2 separate regions of the Mus musculus genome follow, and region 1 is linked to region 2. The links are chromatin contacts, found by Hi-C or POLR2A ChIA-PET in ENCODE. All regions are on one chromosome and are shown on one strand. Each heading gives the region's core, a stretch centred on a gene start or an enhancer-like site at or near the end of the contact. The rest is flanking DNA. Distances are from core to core; before and after follow the strand shown. Region 1 has its middle 41 kb from the start of Tbx4. Region 2 holds the start of Tbx4 (T-box 4).

Region 1 (6,709 bases), core at 386-2,885, 39 kb after region 2:
AAGCTTGTTTATTTTAGTTTGTATATTTGACTGTCTCCATATGTTGCCCAGGCTACCCTGACACGATTGTCCCTTTGTCCTCTGGAGTGCTGGCCCTTACAGGAGTTCACCACCACATCTGGATTGTAGATGAATGTATAAGTCCTATATTGATAGGAGGTGATTTTCCCTCCTCAGGGGAGCCGAGAGCCAAAGTGCAGAGGGACCAGCAAGCAAAGTTGGGGCTCTGTGCAAAGGCCAGGCTCTCTGCCACTACTGTGATACTCTGGACTCTTTGCCATCCTCCCAGGGATGGTTTACCAGAGCTTTGGGTGGAGAGGCCTGGCCAGGCAGGGGACAGAGGATGAGCTGAAATCTGCCACTTAGTAGGCACGAGCCTAGTCTCTGTGAGTCAGTCGCTAGGCATGCTAATTAGGGGTAATAAATACGGTCCATCTCTTAGGCTTACACTGAAATAATGCAGATAAAACATGTGCACAATCCAAGTTGCTGCCCTTCCCCCAACCGGGGACACCAGTCTACAGCAGTTTGCTTTTAGATGCTTAAAAGATGTGGGACTCTTTTTTTTTTTCAGGGAAATTCTATTTATTGCTTTTGGGGGCTTTATTGGAGGCTGCCACAGTTAAGCCTGCTGTACCAGATGCCAAGACCTGGACCCATGTGTAGGTAGGTGTACAATGCCAAATGCAGGCAGCAGACAGGGGAGCCTGAGAAGGAAGACTCACACCTGGTCTTTTCAGTACCCTGAGCACCTCTCCCTACCTGGGCCTTTGGGCTCAGTGGCACAGGATATTGAAGGGAGGGGTCTGCTTCTAACCAATCCTCTTCAAGGCTTCTGAGAGAAAGGGACGGCTTGAAAGTTTGCTTCTCATTCAAAATCCACGGCAAACTAGATGACACTGGGAATAAATCGGTTGTTAAGGAAGGCTGGGTGCGGTGGCACACAACTATAACTCCAGCACTCTAGAGGTAGAGGGAAGAGGATCAAGAAGTTCAAGGTTAGTCTTGACTATAGACCAAGCTGGAGATCAGCCTGGGCTGTCTGGGATCTTGCATTAAAATACAAGCTCCTCCCATATTCCCCCACCCTCACTCCCGACCCTTGCTAAAGTGCTTCCCAGCTTTACCACGGTGTGATCGGAAACCTTAGGCAAATTTTTCTTGTTCTTAGTTTCTTCCATTTTAAACAGCCAACCTTCTAGACTTCATTTAAGGGCCAAATGAGTTGCTTCTAAATAAAACAACAATAAGCAAAAGAGCGGTAACCATGGCACTTCCTGGCCCGTTAGCACCAGCTCATTTCTACATTTCCATGGGAGGAAAACCAAACCCAACCCAAAATGTGGCTTTTTATAATAAGCTTAAGGCAGGGAAACGATTACCGAGGTGCGGGCCAATCTCATTGGCTATAAGAGGCAGATGATTTAGCATCATCACCTGCCTTATCGTTATCCTTGAGCCGCCTGCATCCTTGGCTTCTGAGGAGGTCAATTTCCGGCACACACAAGAAAGCCCACGGCTGTGGCAGGGAACAATCGGCCACAGTGCGCTCCCTGCCTGCTGTTGATCCTTTCATTTCCTCCAGCGGGCTCCTGCCGGGGCACTGGGTTCTGAGTTCTCTGCTACTCTCTCAGACCAATCATTCACCACAGCCCTGAGCACCCAGCCACTTGCTCAAGTTTGCTGTCCAGCTACTGCCCCGTACTGCCGTACTGCCGTATAGATGGCTAATTGGGACGTGAGCTCAGCCAAATGGCAAGAAAGATTTCAAGGAGCCTGTTCAGTGGACCTTAAATATCCTGACCACAAATTTACAGCCCAGCCTGCCACGGAGGAAGCGTGAGTCAGAGGCGGAGGCGCGGCTGCTGTTGAGGGAAGGCCTCCGCGATGACATTTTTCACGCTTTTAATAAACCACCGTATTATTAGAGCTCACTAAAGCTGAACTTAATGAAAATCATGGGCCCTAAGGCCTGAATTTTTCTTTTGTATTACAAAACGAAACCAACTGGCCCAATTCAAATTAACCCCAGGAAAAAAACCCCATAGATTTTTAATTTTCTTTCTTTCTTTCTTTCTTTCTTTCTTTCTTTCTTTCTTTCTTTCTTTCTTTCTTTCTTTCTTTTTCTTTCTCTTTCTTCCTTTCTTTCTTTCTTTCTTTCTTTCTTTTCCTTCCTTTCTTCCTTCCTTTCTCTCTTTCTCTCTTTCTCCCCCTTTTCACATTCTCGTTTTCAAATTTCACTGGATTACAATCTCTCTTTGAAGAAAAGGATGAAGCCGCGTACTCTGATCGGGTACAAACTTCTCTGTGGGATCCCTTAAGGAGTGTTACTGAGCACTGTTACAAATTTTAAGAGAGACTGAGAAAGCAAACACCACAACAGAACTGCAAAGCGAGTGGCACCTGAGACTCATTCCGATTTAAAATTCCAACTTATGAATGTACTTTTCAATCAGGTCTGTCGGACCTTCCAAGCCTACACAACACTGGTGATCCTACAGACATAATGAGTACAAATTCTTAATTTTTCAGACCATAAGAGTTGAGTCCTTGGAAACTAACCTGGGGGCGGGGTGGAGGAGGGGCCGAAACTGGGCTGCCAGGCACCTGGCCTCCAAAGGCTCAGCAGCCCAGCGGAAATCTCTCCGTAGCAGCTTCCGTACCTGTATGAGCTTGTGAAAAGACATCTTTTCCCCTCGCCTTGCCGCTACGTTCGTAAACAAAACAAACGGGTACTTGCCAACTCTCAACCCAATTTGGCACCTATTTGCCCAACTAGAGCAGGCTTTCAAATGCCTCCTTGTCCTTGCCGAGCCGAAAGGAGCGGTGCCCACCCTTGGGTTCTGTGCTCTCACGACTTCCTCCCCGGGAAGGGGAAGGGCCCTGCCTGAGCTGCCTTTGTCTTGGCCCAGTGCTCCTTTTGGGATCGGGCTGGTCTCTGATTCCTGCAGGGGAGTCCCTGCTTGGCATCGAGGCTGGCCTCAGGCATAAGATCCTAATTATTTGAATGGTATTTGTTTTCATAGCTCTCTCTTTCTCTCCCTCTCTTTTTTTTAATGTGTCCAGGTCGATGGCATTTTAATGCCTTATTAAACAGGGGTTTTACAGCAGTCTGTCTGTGCAGTCTCTGGGCCCATGCCTGTACTTTGTGTGCAGGGATTTTTATCTTTCCTGCTGGCCAAAAATATTTTCCAAATTCCCTATAAAAGTTTTCGAGATTTCCTAAGACAAATAGAGCCCCACCAGCTCTGAAGTGACCCTGATGCTGTCAGAATTACAGACACGGGCCCTCTTTCTTGCTTACACTAGGACTGAACTGAACTCTCTATTCATTAACTGCCCTTCTCAGGGCGACGAGTTTGCCCCACAAATGTGCCAGGACATAAAAACATAGCCTACCTGGGATGGCTCCCCACAACGCCATCTTTTACTTCTGACCTCTCAGGCGGTTGCCTTGGCTTTGAAGATGTCATCCATAAAGTGCACCCTGGAGGTGGAGTTTACAGAAGAGCTGTGGGAGACAGCAACTGGACCTGCTTAAGGAAGATGGATGTCTGAAGACCATGGAAACCTCAAGAAGGAAATCAGCTGAGCTCTATGTTTCTGTGACAGTGTTTAAGGGTTGATGAAAATATATTGTTGTTTTGGACATGGAAGCTCAATTTAGGCCATACAGGAAGTCACAGGTTAGGTTACTCTGTGAAAGACAACACATACATGTATACAAGTGTGCGCATGTGAGCATGCACGCACACTCATGTGCACACACAAAAACACACGCACATATGCACAAACCTCAAGACAGATGATGGCAACAAAACCCAATCCCAGTTTCTTCATTCAAAAATGAAAAGAATTTTAGGGTTGGGAGTGTAGCTCAGTTGATACAGTGCTGGCCTCTGATGCATAAAGCTTTGGGTTTGTTCCCCTGCATCACATACGATTAGGTGCGATAGCACACGCCTATGCCAGTATTCAGGAGCTGCACGCAGGGATAGCACTAGCTTAAGGTCATTCTCTCCTACATAGGGAATTCAAGGCCAGCCTGGGGTATGTGAAACCTCATCTCAATAAACAAATATTTATGGAGAAAATAGTGTTGGGGCAAAGATAAGCAGAGTAGAGTGATTATATTTAGATGAAAATGTTGGGATGAAATCCTTTGTTTTGTATAATTAATAAAAATATTTAAAAATTAAATAAGATAAAATATGAAGAAAAGTTACATGTGAATATATTGCACTGTTGTTACCAAAATCTTAAGGACTCCTTTGGTATATATAAACATTCAGTCCTTGCCCGGCATGAGCAGGGTCCTGGGTTTGATCTCTTGACTGAAAACCAAACCAAACCAAACCAAACCAAACCAACCAACCAGCAGGAGGACTCAGTGACTGGTGCTAGTGTTGATACATCACAAAGACCTCCCTCCTTCAGGAGGTACTTCAGGACTCTGACGTGCAGAAGGAGAGCCATCACCTTATGCTGCTTCTAGATAGGGCCCAGGGTTTGGGGGATGGGAGGCCCCAGCACTGAGTCAGGATGTGAGCCATGTGCAACTGTAAGCTGTAGAACAGCAGTGGGAACTTAGATCTGCTCTAAAGCTAGGCAGGCTCTACTGTCCATATCAGGGCTATGTTGACATGAACCCAGCCTCTGTCGTGCAGCTTCAGATGGACTCCGCCCCTCATCCTATTTGGGTGGCATCACCATCACCACCCTTCCCAGGCTAACCCGCTTGACCACTAGAAATCTCTCTTTCGCTTTTGACTTTACTGGATCATTTTTGAGCATTACTGTCTCCATGGCGTTTCATTAAAAATACCACTTTTAACGTTTAGGACCATATCCCTGGGCAAAGATGTGGAGCTTAGGAGAGCACTCCCTGCTTCATGTCTGCTGGCATTAGGCAAAGACGGAAGGAAGCAGCTCAAAGCCTGCAGTAGGAAGGGATCGTTAATGAGGACTCAAGTTCATGTGTCTATGGTTAAAGCCAGCCATTTATTTAACTAAGACTTTCCATTCCCATGCACTCAATGGTTACTTTCATTTCAAGAAATATTGTTTCAACCCCTGAAATTCAGTTTGATTTCTTTTAAAGACAGCTCAACCTTTAAAAAAAAAAATCACTTTTTCTGATGTTCACGATCTCTCCCTTTTTGCATTTAATTATTCTTAAACATACTTTAAAACGATCTGTAGACACTAATTACTCTGTCAGGCTCTGGGGGGGGGAGGGGCACTACTGAGTCTGCTATTTACTGAGTCAAAAGACACTACGCAACAGAATATTTCCTTCTACTATTTTATATGAGTTTTATAGAACCTCATCCTAAGCCAGATTTTACCTACAGCTAGTTTGTTTCAGAACAATTTCATTAGAAAAACTAAAAGTTGTTAGTGTAGTGGCACCTGCCCGTAATCACAGCCTTGGGAGGCAAAGGAAAGGCTAGCCTGGGCCTCAGAGGCTGCTGCTGGGGCTGCTGCTGCTGCTGCTATAAAACAAAAACCTTTTCTGTTGATTTTTCAGCTTGGAGATTATTAGACTCCTCATTTTGTATAAAGCATAAACATAATGAAGGGCACACTTTCTTTGTCCTGAGATGACAACTATGGCATTTGTGTCCAAGCCTGAGAATCTGAGCTCACTCCCCAGACCCACACAATCAGGCATGAATGGTGGTAGGAGAGAGCTGAGTCCTGCATGTTGTCCTCTGGTAGTCACTGCCCCACCCCCCAACATGTACACAAGCCCACAAATCTGATAAACTTGCAAAAAATGATTTTCCTTGTTGTGGGTAGGAGTTTTTGGTTTTGGTTTAGCCATTCTGACAAGTCAGTCTTCTACTAGGCTTACCTCAGTCAGCGTTCAAGCTCCTGGCCTTCCTGAAGACAGAAGTGGAGACTTACACACAAGGTGAGAAACCGTCAGAAGTCTGCGGTGACAGATGGCATAGTACCATGTGCTGCATGGAGCAGACTCAGACACAGCTCCACACGGGTGATATCTGGACTACAGAAGGACAGTGTCACAGTGGGGGAAGGATGGTGCTGTGCCCATGGGTACTCGTAAGAAACTAAATAAAGTGTGAGGCCTGACTCACACTGTGTGCATTCATTTCCGATTGATGTGGTCCAGATATGAAACAACAGCATGTTTAAAGACTTGGAAGACATCTCTGTGATCTTGAGCTTAGTCACACAAAGTCCACTAACCACCATAAAAGACTGACACATAATCAACTACAATACTATGTGTTTTAAAACATGCCACTAACACAACAAGGAGCTCAGAGCAGAACAAAAGACAATTAAGATGTTATACATGCATACGTGTACACATGTTTATTCATAAAACACACATGTATGTTTACTCTTATACACATACACATACATGCTTATTCAAACACACATGTTTATTCATATACATATATGTTTATTCATATACACATGTCTTTACAGTCAAATCTAGAATGAATGCAAAAGAATAGTAAAAGACTCATACATGCCATTGGTAATTGATGATAGATTTTGGGATGTCTTCAATTGATTCTCTACTTTATTACCTATTCATGTGTGTATACCTGTATGTGAGAATATAGGCACACCGTGATGTGTTTGTGGAAGTTGAAGGAAATCTAGAATGTCAGTCCTTCCCTCTGCTATGTTTGAGGCAGAGTCTCCCTTGTTGTCTGCCACTGTGTACTCC
Region 2 (6,782 bases), core at 585-3,084:
GGTCAGCCTGCCTATGGACATGGGAAAGATTTCCCTACAGGCAAGCTGTTGAAGAAGACAAGTGTGGGCCTGGGGGCGGAAGCTTCGGACTGTCATCCAGTTTTCTCTAGCACAGGAAACATGGCTCCCGGGCATACTCTGAAACACCAGGGCCTTTTCTTTCTTCACTCCAGGAGACAGAGTGCTGGAACAAAGCATCTCTGGCCCTCTTAGAGCTTGCTTCCTCTCCTTAGTTTGGGATTCTATGGGAGGAATTTTTGTTGTTGTTTTGTTTTTTGAGACAAGGTTTCTCCGTGTAGCCCTGGCTGTCCTGGAACTGGCTCTGTAGACCAGGTTAGCCTTTAATTCCCATGTATCTGCTGTCTCTGCCTCCTGGAGTGGTGGGATTAAAGGTGAGCCAAGAGGGTCTGGCTTATGGGGGGAAGGATTGCATCCATAGATGATAATAGACCACTCCTAAGCTGGGCCACTGGCTCCTAACAGCAGTGGGTGTTGGTTGGTTGGTTGTAGGAGTTAAGTCTGGCTCTTCCTCCCAGTCCTGTCCATACAGACATAAGATATACTCTCTACAGTTTGTTTTTCCCAAGACCCCTGTTTTGCTTCTTTTTTGAGCCAAGAAGATACAGATGCTGGCTTGCCTTTCAACTTTGAAAAGGGGGCAAGTCCCTTCAGGAAATCTTCTTGGTAGTAGCGTGCCTTCAATCTGCTTCTGAGGACAAATCCTAAACGGATTGGGAAGGTGATGATCAGGTGATGACCCAGTCGGTCAAGGGACACGGACCCTGCTGAGAACTGAAAACTAATGGCGGGGATCCCTACTAACAGATTTGGGGGACCGTTGGAGATGATTGGATAGGTATATTCTTGACCAAGTTTCCTGGGCATGTGGCAGGCTATGAAGTCCAGACAGGGATGGGGCCAAGGCCACAGGAGTCTGGACCTCAGAGGCTGTAGGAGGTGTACATAGATGTAAAGAAAAAGAAAGGTAAGTGGATCAAGAGGGAGGCAGGCAGTCTCAAGGTCTAGACTACTAAGCAGGCCTCACTTTTTCTGGCTCCGAGCAGAAGGCACCATCTGCCATCTCAGTGCTGCAAGCTGAAGTATGCATTGAGTTGGATCTTGGGGACCTCCTGGCCCAAGCCTGCCTCTCAGCTGCAGTTTCCTCAAAGGGTTCAGCTATTCCCGCACCCTCAAATCCAGCTGTGGCTAGGTTAGGGGCCAAGCTCCCACTGAGGCTAGTTAAGCATCTCTCTCTGATATCAGGCCAGGTCCAGCCATCCAACCTCCTCCTTGCACTCCCCTGCCATGGACTCATAGGCCTGCCGGCAGCCCGTGATCCTCTGGCCAGATCTAGGGCACAGGGCTGTAGATGTAAGCACGGGTGATCAGGGGCCGTACAGGGCATATATGTCCTCGGTCACAGGGCTCCTAAGTCCACTGCGTGCAGGCGGGGCTGTGGGAGAGCCGGTGCAGGGAGGTGACCCGGCAAGTAGCCAGGCCCAGGCCTAGGAGTAGGCCGGGCTGTCCAGCCTCAGTGGGAACAGGGCACAGCGACCCAGCTGCCCGTCCCCTCTTCCCTCCTCTCTAATCTAAACCATGCGGGGCTCCAGGCCCCTGCCCAGCCCTAGGACCAAGGCGAGGACACCCTTTTGTACTGCTGAGAATCCCGCAGCCCAATTGAGGCTTGGGGTCTGGGAGGACCGAAGAGTCCCAGGACCCTAGAATTCCCCCTCTCCGGGGGGGGGGGGCGGCAGGCGAGAACTGATTGACAGCTGCGACGTCAGCACGGAGGGGGGGGCGGCCCCGGAGGGAGGGAGGACCAGGAGGAGGGAGCAGAGGCCCCAAAGTGCAGCCTCGGAGATCAAGGGCCCGCTCTACACCCGGGATGTGCTGGGCCCCGAGGGCGCAGCAGGCAGCCGGACGGTGACCCAGAGGCCCAGGCAGACTCCCTGCGGTCCCGTTCCTCTAGGACCTGAGCTGGTTGCAGACCTGGGGCCGCAGGAGCCTCCGCATGCTGCGGCGCAGTTAGGGTGAGTGTGGGCTCCAGCCCGTCGCCGGTGAGCAGGGTGCGGGGCTGGGGTCATTCAGCTCAGGTTTAAGCAGCAGGATCCAGAGGGATGAGCTAAATAGCGGGCAACTAGGGTAAGGGCCTGGGGTAGTCAAAAGTCGCAGGAGGATCGCGACCGTGCCTCGGTAGCCAGGTACTTGCCCCGGCGACACCCAGTAGCAAGGGCACAAGCCCCATAATCTAGAGTAATGGGACTAAATGGGTCTAGGGACCTAAGAGTATTATCGCTTAAGAGATGGCTTTCTAAGGACAAGAGCTGTGGCCTTGAAATTCGAATTTACAGAATAAGAAAGGGAAAAAAAAAAGTCTTGGGACTAGCGGTGCACACTGAAAATCCACGCAGAAATGTGGGTAATCAGAACTGTGGGCTGTTTGATACCACAGGCTCCTCAGATTTAAATCAGTGGCCGTTACTTAAGTAACAGTAATGTAACAGTAGCTCAAAATGACCACAATGTGAACAATTACCAAAGAAAGAACGAAACCGTTAACTGATGAAATCCTTAGGATTTTTGTTAGAACAATAGTTTTTTTTTTCAGAATCAAATGAAAATAGTAATAACAATTTGAAAAGGGTTGAAGTCAAAATAACTTCAGTACGGAGAAAAAGTAACCGTAAAGTCACTATCCATAGTATATAAGAAATAATACTGATATAGCAAAATACTGAACTGAAGTACTGTAGGAAATGAGCTAGGGAAAAGATGAACAACATATATATCATGGGAAGTTCCTTCGGTATCATTGCGAGACTATCACATGATGCATTGTTGATCTCCTATCAATATTATGTTAACCAGAACATTAACAAGTAACCTTAATGCTTGTAGAGACACATTGATGAGGATTGCTGGAGTAATGACAATTTATGAGCAAGTATTAGTAGTCATAACATTGTAAATAATGCCCAAGTAATAAGTATTATACCAATGCGCTGAGAAATAACCAGAATATTAAAGGCTACGGCAGTATCACAGATGGTGACAAAGTAGCAAGCAGCCATTTGTGATGAAAAAAAAAAATAGCAGGCAAATTAAGATCCATACCGTGGCAAATAATGACAGAGTTACGGGGAGATACGATGAATAATGATGATGCCTAGAATATCATAAACAATCCTAACAAAACGAATTGTGGTAAGATAACAAGAACGATTATAATGATATAAAGAAAATTAACCTGAGAGATATCTGGGACAGTAATATTACAACTAAGCTAAATAACATCGTTTGAAAATTTAGATAGTCTGAAGAGCTAGAAGTGGGAACAGGAATGGGATGTAAAACAATGTTTGATTACCAGGACTAACTGAACACTGCATCCAATTGTCTAGATATTGGTAACAGTGTTACTAATGTGCCAGGGGAGCCCTGAAGGGCGAAACAGTAACAGCAAAGCAACAGCATAGTCTACAATGATAATCAAACCTTCCGCTTTACCCTTACAGTGTTAAAGTCACGAATAATCCCAGAACTAGGGACAAAATTACTAAACTGACCAGAGTTTTACTTAAATAATAACAGTCAAAGCACACACACACACACAAAAAGACAAATTAAAAACTCCCTTAGTGTAAGGAAAAAAATCACTAGTAACAAATATGAAAAGAAAAACGCTACGCCCTTTTGTTCCCCTTCGGAAAATTAAGTAGCTCAAAGCGACCATCCTAGGCTTAGAGGCAGCGGAGCTCGCCCGCGGGCCACTCTGCAAAGGGTAGACGTGAAGGGCCGGGGGCGAGCATGGGACCCAATATCCCAGTATTGGAGCCTTCAGGGACGTAGAGGAGCGCCCAGAGGAGCAAGTAAAAAAAGGGGAATCTAGGGGCTTCTCTCAGTGGTAGGTCAGCTCATAGGCAGAGGAAAGGGATGGTCGGAAAGGAAAGCGCAGAGTAACTCTGCCAGCGGGCGCAGGAGGGCAGCCCGCTCAGCGCAGGCAGGGTGAAGAGTTGCAAGGCCGCTGCTAGGCTCTGGGTGATGGGAGACCTCCGTAGAGCAGCAGGCAGACCCTGCTCCTGGTCCCACAAGCCTCCGCACCTGGGGCGGGCGTTGGTTGGCGCCCAAACAGGGTGGAAGCCGGTGCATTTGCCGGGACCTTGCAGCGTCCCCGTTTGTGAGAATCCTGGATTTTCGAAGCTCGCTGGGGAACCAGCACGTGGCTCAAGGCGGGTGCAGGGGCAGGCCATGTCCATCGAGTCTGGCTTGTTCAAGGCGGGCTGTGGCCGAGACCGGCTGGGCTGTCAGCCTTATCTTTATGGGCTTTTCCCAGCCCTGGCTGGCCCCGGCCCCCTTTTATCTCCTCAGTTGCACTTGGCTTGTTTACTTTGGAGGCCCTGGGAGTCTAAACCTGGGCGCAGAGGCTGGTGAGCTGGGTAGGCAAGAGGCCTGAGTCTGGGGATAGCCAAAGAGATCTGGGGTAGAACAGAAAGCTTGTGGGAGGAGAAAGGGGAGAGATTTAGTTAGCCAAGATACACAAAACCTACTAAAACTTGGCCAGATCCTGGAGGAAGAGTAGAGGGTGGCGGGAAGGGAAGGGAAACGCAGAACAGTACATGGCTGGACCCCGAGGGATACAGGACTGGCTGGTTCTTGTAAGCTAGAGTTCACCTTTGGTGCTCCCAAGATCATACTGTGCACATGGGCAGGCAGGTGAAGAGGCAGGGATACCTAGGGGAAATTTTAGCTGTGCCCTGAGGCAAGGCCAGACTCTGTGAAATGGACCTGCCTTACTGGACTAGTGGTTAGCTAACAAGGTTTTGAATCCTTTGGCCCAAGGAAGATTTCTTTTTTGGAATTAAAGAGGGAATGTGTGAGCCAGCTTGTGCGAATGTGAGGACAGGTTGGGGAGCCCCCTGGCAGAGTTCAGGGTCTGGATCAGAGGGACCCCAAGAGAGAGGGCGCTTCTTGGCTGAGGAGAATGTGGTGTGAGGTTAGAAGCCTTATTCCGAGAACCTGGAATAAGCAGGCCTGAAGCACCACAGTTTGGGGTTGGGGCCCTCGGATATGGGGCTGCAGGAACCCGGTTCCTAATTTCAGGCCTAGGTCTCCTCTCCTGTAAGTCCCAGGAGTGTCCTGGATACCCTGGGCCAAAAGTGAGACCCTAGCTATTTCTGAATGGACAAGAAGACCCAGGCCTTAGACTGTAGTTGAAAGAGGGAGGGACCCCGAACGAGCTGAGACCATGCCTAGAAGGCGGTCTTTCTTCAAGACCTACTCCTCATACAGCCCCAAGCCTTGGGGGCAGTCAGACCTTAAACTGCACGTAGACCCTCCCCGGTCCAGAACCTGAAGGGAGGAGGCTAGTGTCCTGCCCTCCAGCATGCTCCCTCCCCCAGCTCAGAAGGGGGCGGGGTCCACGTGTGCAGGGGTGCCCACTCAAAGCCTGGGGGACTCTTCACAGGGCCACAGGGCCTCTAGCCAGTGTGGATCTGGCCGAGTAACTCGGCGTGTGCTGTGCCCGCAGGAGATGCTGCAGGATAAGGGCCTGTCCGAGAGCGAGGAGGCCTTCAGGGCCCCGGGCCCAGCTCTCGGGGAGGCCAGCAACACTAGCACCACCAACGCCCCCGAACCCGCGCTGGCCACGCCGGGCCTTAGTGGAGCAGCGCTCAGCAGCCCACCGGGCCAGGGCGCCGACGTCGCCGCCGCCGCCGCTGCCGCCGCGGAGCAGGTAAGGCCATTGGGCTGTCTGCTTGTGCTGGACCCGTCCTGGATCGCAGACTGGACTCCTGGGGTCAGAGTCTATTGGCTCTTAAATTCTCTACGGGGCATGGGTCTTGCTTTCGAGGGAGAGCCCTTCTCACCTCCAACCCTCGGGGCTGACTCTGCCGCAGCCCAGGTAGGGAGATCTTTGCTTCAGGGGACGAACCCAAACCAATGTCCAGCTCTGAGGACCCCGAGAGGGCGAAAGCCAGGGAGGGAGACAGACAGGAAGGCCATAGAAGCGGCACCGAGGCGGCTTTGGAGCCGCTACCCTGCACACGACCACAACCTACACCTTCCGAGCCTTTTTCGGTGTCCCTCGGGCCAGCAGTGTCGCCTCTACTCCTCTGTAGGCCTATCCGTAGGTGAAGCCCCAAAGGAGGGAGTTTGAATCTGACTTCCAATTCGCCAACGGTTCAAAATAATTTTGTGAAACGAAATCTTGAGGAGTGGGCTCTGGGGCAGGCAAGATCTGCACGCTTGGTTGGTCTATGCAGGCTCCGCGTGGAGCCCAGCCGTGGGCCAGCTAGACAGACCAGTTTCCCTCCCTCCCATCCCCAGACCATCGAGAACATCAAGGTGGGGCTGCATGAGAAGGAGCTGTGGAAGAAGTTCCACGAGGCAGGCACGGAGATGATCATCACCAAGGCCGGCAGGTCAGCCGGGGAGCGTGCCGTGGGGAGGGCGGCAGGTGGGCAGGTCACCCGGGGAGAGTGACACAGGCAGGGCGGAGGTGGAGGGCGGAGGTGGGAGCCAGGAGGATCTGAAGGGGCTGGGGTCCTCCGGGTTGCTGGTCTGGGGATCACTGGGAAATTTATCTGCCACTGGAATCCCCGCACCACACCCTACAGCAGCGGTCAGGGCCCTCAAGTGTTTTTACACCTTCTGAGGACCCGGGAGTGGGGAGGAGGTTGTGAAGGCTCAAAAAGAAAGGCTATATTATGCTGATGGCAAAAGCTGATGCAAATAAGGGCAGCCACAGCCCAGGGGCCACCTGCTGGGATGCTTGCCCTCCGGTG

Evidence for each region. A loop is a pair of places that touch in the nucleus more often than their neighbours do. ChIA-PET counts read pairs that join two places held with the same protein, here RNA polymerase II (POLR2A).
Region 1: a map of left cerebral cortex shows a loop between it and region 2 (2.1-fold over the local background). The contact joins the enhancer-like site here to the promoter of Tbx4 in region 2. A Hi-C loop is called at or near these places in 3 of 37 maps with a recorded cell type or tissue (all left cerebral cortex). POLR2A ChIA-PET finds 5 or more read pairs at or near these places in 2 of 5 experiments (Patski and embryonic stem cell).

Annotation. Positions count from the first base shown.
Region 1 is chr11:85,923,811-85,930,519 of GRCm38, forward strand. No RefSeq gene overlaps it. Among named protein-coding and RNA genes, the nearest start is that of Tbx4, 41 kb to the left of the region's middle. Within about 2 kb of position 1,636, at least 1 of the 3 ENCODE cell types and tissues checked has a DNase peak (open chromatin) inside an H3K27ac peak, as active enhancers do.
Region 2 is chr11:85,884,533-85,891,314 of GRCm38, forward strand. Tbx4 (T-box 4) reads left to right here and starts at 1,835. Exons shown (of 9, transcript NM_011536.3): 1 at 1,835-2,030; 2 at 5,528-5,731; 3 at 6,325-6,419. The coding sequence starts at 5,531.